2 separate regions of the Homo sapiens genome follow, and region 2 is linked to region 1. A link is a contact called in ENCODE Hi-C or POLR2A ChIA-PET data. All regions are on one chromosome and are shown on one strand. The core of a region is the stretch at or near the end of the contact, and the rest is flanking DNA. Distances in the headings are between cores, read along the strand shown. Region 1 overlaps FAR2 (fatty acyl-CoA reductase 2). Region 2 holds the start of FLJ13224 (a long non-coding RNA gene).

The links. Hi-C counts contacts between places; a loop is a spot of excess contacts on that map. ChIA-PET counts read pairs that join two places held with the same protein, here RNA polymerase II (POLR2A). Pooled maps may share reads with other maps.
Region 2: a loop to region 1 is called in a pooled map, with 5 times the contacts of the local background. The contact joins the promoter of FLJ13224 here to the enhancer-like site in region 1. A Hi-C loop is called at or near these places in 1 of 37 single-sample maps with no recorded cell type and 1 of 50 pooled maps. POLR2A ChIA-PET finds 5 or more read pairs at or near these places in 1 of 52 experiments (activated T-cell).

What each region holds. Positions count from the first base shown.
Region 1 is chr12:29,163,506-29,167,306 of GRCh38, forward strand. The region is part of intron 1 of FAR2 (fatty acyl-CoA reductase 2); the gene reads left to right. Among named protein-coding and RNA genes, the nearest start is that of FAR2, 16 kb to the left of the region's middle. Within about 2 kb of position 1,411, at least 10 of the 41 ENCODE cell types and tissues checked have a DNase peak (open chromatin) inside an H3K27ac peak, as active enhancers do.
Region 2 is chr12:31,321,746-31,325,726 of GRCh38, forward strand. FLJ13224 (a long non-coding RNA gene) reads left to right here and starts at 2,571. Exons shown (of 1, transcript NR_026806.1): 1 at 2,571-3,981. All of the region lies in intron 1 of SINHCAF (SIN3-HDAC complex associated factor), which reads right to left. RefSeq lists an enhancer at 3,494-3,981.

The DNA of each region.
Region 1 (3,801 bases), core at 161-2,660:
TGCTCTATGTCTACATCAGATAAACGACTAGATTATCTTTAAAGTTCCTTTCCACTCTCATGTCCTATGATTCTGCAGCTTCTGCTGAGATAGACTTAATAAATATGATTTGAATTCTGGTGGTAGAGAAATAAAGAAATCAAAATCCATTCTTAGATTTCCAGCTGAGTGACTGAGTGAGCAGTGATATCATTTCAAAAGAAACAGGCAAGTCAAGAAGAGATAGGTGTGTGGAGACTGGGAGACAGATTCGTGGATAGAATTTTTAGGTTGGAAGAAACCATTTCCATCATTTTATTTCAGTGTGGTAGAGAGGCAGATATTTCCACAGTTAATCACGGCCACAGAAACAGGAGCCCTATTGCCTAGATCAGGGTTTGTCACTTACTAGCAAGTTACTTGAATGTTCTGCATTTGGCTTTCTTCATCTGTAAAATGCAGGTGAAATGCAGATTGAACCATGCACAATTGCCCTTTGTAGGTCAAAATGGTTGAGTGTTGGCAATTTCATATGGTTTGACCTAATAATAGATACCCTCTAAGGGGCTGTACTGAGAAGTAAATGAGTTCGTGTGTGTTACCTGCTTAGGACAGAGCTCAACACGTAATACAGTACTATGGAAGTGTTTCCCTTATTATTAAGGCCATTTAGCTTTTTCAAAATCGATTGCACCAAGCTTCATTTAGGAAGAACAATCAGGAATTGCATAGTACACCTATTTAGGTCTCTTTCCCATTCTTCACTTATGCAGGCACGAGGCCTTGATGAGGCAGTTAGTCCCTAGGAATACAGCTGGGTTTACTTTTGCCGACGCGGCTGCTGCCATTTTGCTTGTTTCTCATGCCTGCATCTAGACAGGAATTGGCTTCTGCTCCAAAAGGAAATTTAGCATCAAAGTTCTCGGATGAGCTAGCTTCCTCTCCCTGTTCTTTTGTCCTCCACCCTCACTCCCTCCCTAGCCCAACTCTTGGTACCAGCAGGCCTAGTTTCCATCTCCCTCACAGGGTGTGATATTGGTGACATACTGGTCATCCAACATCTGAAGGCCCTTGGTATTCTGGACACCCCGGCTGGCCCTGCAGAGACGGGAAAAGGAGAAGGGCATATCTAAGGCTAAGAAGAGGGAAGAACGGAGGGGAGAGTGAAGGGAGCTCCAGCTCTGAGCCATGAACTGAGGAGTAGGACAGACACAGAGGCTACTGAAGAACCCTGTTCTAGTTGCATGACTTTGACGAGTCTTAGACTGTTCGTGTGATGAGTCTCCAATTGTGCATGAACCAAGATGCAGAGAGATGTTAAAGAAGCAGGAAAAACAAAACTAAACTAAAGATGTATCTTTCCTGTGTCTTTTAAATCACAGGGACACAGTAGCAAGCTGGACACCCTAGCAGTAAAAGCAGTATGAGTGGAGTTCCTTACAGAACTATTTACTTGCTGTTGCCTGGTGTCATAAACAGATTAACGATGACTCATACTGTTGGTTTATAATATATGTTCCAGTTTGTGAATTGTCTTTTCACTTCCTTTTTTGTGTGTTTTTGAAGCACAGAAGTTCTTACTATTAATGTAGCTGAAGTTGCTGAATATTTTCTCTTTGTTTTCAGGTATTTGTATCTTGCTTAAGGAGATGATTCCCTATCTGCTTCACATTTTAAGTAATTAGTATGTAAACCTCTCCTACGTTAGGCTGTGGTTTCAAGTTTGCAACCATTCAAGTTTGCAATAGTTTATTTTCTCTTGTTGGTGTCACCCTAGTGATACATTTTACACAAAAGAAGGAAATACTCTAAGGATGAAATTCAGAATTACAAATTATGGCTGATTAAAATCACCCTTACTAATTACTGAATGTTTCACAAGTGCAAGACACTTTACAAAAAGTTTGTCGCATCAATCCCAGGGATCACAGACGAGGAAAATTAGGCCCACAAAGTTTAAAATGTAATCATTAAGCAAGCAATTAACATAAAAATATAGTTATTATTGAAAGCATAATTTTGGTTAGGAGAGAGTTCCAACTCAAAAATCTCCTTTGAGAACTAACCTAAAGAATGCTTTGGGTGTTGAAATATTCCCATTTTGTTTGAATGTAGTAGACACATTTCTATTAAAAGTAGCATCATATTTGCCTGAAAATCAATGAAAAATGATTTTCTTCTTTTTCGATGATCAAATTTTTCAAGAACAGAGTGTCTTTGTTATCAAGGACAGTTTGGAAAGCAGTTGTACCAAATAGGTAAACATTTGGAGCCTTGAAGAGGAAATTAGCTGTTGAGGTTAGAGTTTCCTTGCAAATTCAATACATTTAAGTTCACAGAGTTCTAATATTCTAATACATGGTAATTAAGAAAAAAAATATAGAACAGAGTTATCAGGTGTCCAAATGTCCTAGATGTTGTTGTATAGGAAAAACAGGAAGCAAATAAACACCTGGTAAAAAGCTTTCTCCTGTCCTATAGCAGTTAGAAGTTGTAAATTTCTTTCATCAAAATTTCAGTCTTGGCTCTGTCACTAACAGCGGCCTTAGCCAAATCACTACTTGTCTCTGATCCTCAGTTTCCTCATCTGTGAATAACAACATCTACACTATTTATCTCCCAAGGTTTTTGTGAGAAGATACTGAAATATGTGCATGAAATGCTTTGAGAATTGTTAATATAAAGTCTAAGATGTAAATTATAAGAGTTGCTGATATATTAATAGTAAATGGTATTGACAGTATCTAAGACTGATAAGGTCTTTTGTGTGTGTGTGTACAGACTTTAATATCTATATCTATACATAATTTTATACATGATAATAGTAATTTTCATTTAAATTACATTTAACACTCCTTGGAGGACTTATTATGTCCATTATTTTATGTGAGTCCCTGAGTAACCTTGTGAGGTGGACCAAGTGTTGTCTTATCTTTCCATGTTGATAATGCAGATCTCTGCTTTCTGACCAAAAGGAAAGCCTCTCCTCTTTGGCAATTTCCATAGCTTCTGTCAGTCCTTGTTGCTGTTGCCCGTCACCTCCAGATTATTCCCTGATATTTATCAAATATGTGGCTCACATATGTCCTCTCCTTTCCTACTTCTGAGAGTATTCTTAACATTGAAGTCCATGTGGATGAACATTCAGCACTCTGATGCTTTGACCTCACACTTTCATCAGTTTTCATTTTAAGCACTAAAGCACCCGATTTTTAGAAACCTACTTCCAAGGCAAGTCCTCAGGCTTTGACATTGCTCCAGACAGCTATATCTGAAATCTCTAAATCTGACAGTTCACTCTTGGACAGTGACCTTCTTTACTTCCAGCTCTCTTAGTTTCTTTCTCCCCCTATAGCTATGGTTCCAGTTCAGCAGGACTTTCATTCTTTAAACTCCCCACGATCCCTGCCCCTGATACAGATAAACATATGCACTTTCTCATAGTCAATGAGCTTCCTCTGGATCTTGCTTCCTTCTCTGTGTAGCCTAGGTCAATTACTTTAAGAGTACCCTTGCCAACTGCTTCTATTCCTACCCTTTTTATTTGTTACTCCCAATTTGGATCTTGCCAATAATCGATTTTTCCTGCTCCAACCACCAGCAGTCAGGCGTTGCTGGAGAAAAACCAGGTAAGTATGTGTATGAAATGGAGATGGTACAAATCCATCGCTATCCCCATTGGATACTCTGCTGCTTTCAGCTTCTTTGCTGGTTTCTGGTGTGTTTTCTATTCTATCTGAAGGAGTTGTTATAAATATTTACCCCTTTCCAGGAGCTTTTTCCTTTACTTGCAACTTTTAAATTAACATTATATGATCTTGC
Region 2 (3,981 bases), core at 1,321-3,820, 2.2 Mb after region 1:
CTTAAGAAAAAACGAAAATGACATACTTTTAAAGCAACCTACTATGTGCCTGGCATGGTAAATTGATTAATTTATCCTCATAAGAGCCCTGTATAGTTGGTTTAGATTTAAAAGTTTATGCTTTCCCCAGTGAAAAACTTTTATTTTACATGTAAAATGGTTCTTAAATTGCTTCTCTGACATAAATATGTCTGAGTTTGAGCCCTATGAGTCAGGATTTCCCAGGACTTGATAACCACTCTGGGGGAAAAAAAAAAAAATTGACCATTCAGGTTCCAGATATACAGAATTAAGAATACTGTGCAAGGACAGACAGACTTGGGGCCTGCTGTCCACCAGTGATCTAGAATATTCTACCAATTGAACTTCGTATCTCCAACCTCCCACAAAAGCAATACAAAGAGAAGGCAGTAGAGACCTTGTCTGTGGGTCTTTCCCACCCTGAATTCATTCACATTGATAATCCAAATCTCTGTTTTACATCATCTAATTAGTAAAACAAAAACCATTAAGCTCTGTATGTAGTATATGAAATCTGCTAGGAAATGGAAATTCTAGCCATAACTTAGCTATGAAATACTAATTAAGAAAAACAACTCAAACAATCTCAGCGTATTTGCAAAGCACCTCATATGCATTTTAAATACAGGACCCAGAGAAATAGCTGCGAAAGGAAAGCCAAAGTTATTAAATCCAAAGTTTTTCATTTTCTTGACATGCTCTTTCTATTTAATACAGAAATGTACTAATATAGGTTGCCTTTTGGTATTGTAATTTGGTCAACCAAAACTTGGGAAAAATAGGTCCAAAGTTTTTCATTTTCCTGACATGCTCTTTCTATTTACTACAGAAATGTACTAATATAGGTTGCCTTTTGGTATTGTAATTTGGTCAACCAAAACTTGGGAAAAATAGGTTTATTAATAACAAAATAATGAAAAAAAATGGATTTCAACTAGTATCGATTTTTAGGTGTGTGGGGGCAGGGGCATTCAAGGGTATTATTTCCTAGTAATGATCACTTAGATTCTAGGCCTTACACATGATTCAAATGCAGGAGAAATCAGGAAAGAAGCAACAGATATGGTGGTGGGTATCGGATGTCTAGACTACAGGCAAACCCCAAATACCAAAGAAGCATCCATGTGTCAAACCAGCATAATTTTTGAGCTATGCCTGGGGCCACATACAAAAAAAGAAAAGGTTAGCTTGAAAAGAAAAATCTAGGAGAGGTAACCAGAAGGTCAACCACAGTTCACGGGATCTGGGAAGAAGCTAGCCGTTACCCTGTGTCATCTTCCTGAGCAGCTTCCTCCCCAGCCAGCTCCCCAGCCTCCTTACAATGTTTCCAAAAGGCCCAACTCCCTAAACATTTGCTTCTTCAAGGTCATCCTAAGGCACTGAATAACCACCAAACACTGAGTCACGCATACCTTTCGCCTAAAAAAGATCCCCCTTCCCAAAATCATTATATAAATACTTTAAATGCCATGAGGGTTTTCTCCGAAACTCCACCAGAAACAAACTCCCAGACTTTTAGATTGGGCAACTAAATGTGTTCAATTTTGCGACATAAAATTTTAAAAGGCTTTTCAAGTCTGGCAAATTCCAGTTCAAAAACAGGTGCTTTCAGCGTACTCTGAATAACAAGGTCAAATTCATTTTTAAATTATTAAAAGAAAAAGAAAAGCTTTTCTTAACCCTCCTTAGGACAACTTAAGAAGGGGGAGAAAGAATTGCTGGGGTAAAACTGTCTCGGATAGGGTCCCTGTTTAACTCAAGAGTAAATCCTAATCTTCCGAGTGCCTGAAGTAATGGAAGGTTACAGGAAGAAAATAAAAACAAAGAAACTGACTAGGGTCATAGTTACCAGAACAAACTGCACCGCCCTACCACCTCAAGAAACCAACTCCCCCTACACCAAAACAAACCTTGCCCTTCCCCGCTCCCCCCACCCCCTAGAAACACACAAAGAAACTGGCCGCACGCACAATTCGCCCACAGTCCTCACTTCCCTTAGTAGGGCAACAGGGAGCCCCGGAACTTCCCCACGGTGGTTTATCGGGCGTCGTCGGGGCTGGGTCCCCTGGACTTGCGGGCCACAGCTCGGCTGGGGAGGAGGTGCTCGCCGCCCTCACCCGTTTCTCTGAAAGCAGTAAAATGCCTCCCCGCTCCTCCCAGGGCCCTCGGGTCCCCACCTTCCGTAAATCGTGCTTCCCCCTCGGGCACTCCGGTGACTGCCGAGAGAGACGCCGAGCCAGCAAGTAAGAATGCTCCCTGGTGGATTTGTTGGTAAATAAGACATCTCGCGTCGGGAGGAAAGTTCCTGCGGGGGCCGCTCGCCGGGGCGAGGGCGAGGGCAGCGGGAGGTGAACCGCGTCGCTCGCCGCCACCTCCCTCACCTGCGCCGGAACAACGGGCCCCGCGCCAGCCCGGCCCGGCGCCTCCCGCAGGCCGCGCCTCCCGCACGCCGCGCTGCCGGGGCTTGTTCCTCCTCATGGCTTTGCCCTGACGTAATTCAAACATGGCAACAGTTCGACTTCAAAGGCGAACCCACAGACCTCCCAGACACAGGCTCCCGGGCCACGAGAAACCGGCCGAGCAGTCCGGGCCAAGCTCCCCGGAACCCTCGGCCGTCGCAACCCCCGACGCCAGGGCTGAAGCGCCGGGCACTGCCGCCTCCCTCGGTCGCCCGCCCGCACGCCCGGAGCGGGGAAGCACGCCGCCTCCCTACGCACCAGCATGGCACCTCGCACAAGTAGCGCCGCCAAAGTTTCCCCACGAGGGGGCTGAGGGACAAAAGCCCCTCCCGAAACTCGCCCGAACTTCGAGGGCCTCCGACCTGCACGGCCCTACGCCCAGGCGGCGGCCCCGAGCGCCGGGGGCCCGCACGGGCACATGCAGCCCTTTGTTTTCTGTCCAGCCGGGCGCTGCCTACGTGCAGCATCAGGGATGTCGGAGCGTTTCGCAGGGGCCGGACACTGGACGATCACCCTGGGTAGGGGTCCGGACCCCGCGCCCCGAAGAGTCCGGAGCCTGGCCCCCCGACCCTCCCCTCGGGAGCAGGCCCATTTAATCAAAGTTTTGCAGTGTCCTTGATGAGAAACGCCCGGAGTATCCGCCCCGCACGGGCGGAGAGTTGGCGACTTTCACTCTGCTTTTTAAACTGGCAAGACGCCATCATCAGCAAACCACATTGTCCTGCCGGCCGGACCTGCCCGACGGCGGCCGCATCCCACGGCTCACGCGGGGCTGGACATTCGGACAAGGACCAGGGTCGCAGCCCGAAGCACGTGGTCTGTCACGTAGAGCACAAAAAGCAGTGCCCTGCGGAGTTCACTGACTCCCGCGGCGTACACAACGCCGCCGCCTCCATCTCCAGCCAAGTTGGCTTCCCTGGCCATCTTACAGCGCGGACGGCCGCCCATAAACGGGAAGCCCTCGCGGTGTCGCCCACACCTACGCTACAGGTGAACGCACCGGGAGCAAAACTTCGGGCTCCGAAAGCACCCCGGACACCAGAGGCTCTTGGGCGCGGTCCGAAGAGGGCAGGCGAGTGGAAGACGGGCTGTTTTTAAGCGACCGCGTGTTGCTCTCATTGTCGCATCCGCATCCCTCCGGAGTTGAGCAAACAACGCCACGCCGCGTGCGCTCCGGCAGAGCCCAGCACTGACCCCCAAAGGCCGATTTAAAGACCCTCGGCCGCCAGCTCGGAAGCGGATGGCAACTTAGTTTCCGAGCGAATGGCGTTTATTGTCCACCCTAGTCCGAGGGCTGCAGTCAACTAAACCACGAGGTTTCACAACGGCGCCCGACCCTGCCCGCGCCTCGCGCCCACGCGGACGCACCGACCCCGGCCGCTGCGCGGTGGCCAACGAGTCGCTTTCCTCTCGGGCCTTTCGGCCGCCGGGCTCCTTTCCGCGAGAGAACACTGCGGCGGAGAAAAGTCATTGTCACCTTCAACGTGGATCCCTCAACTCC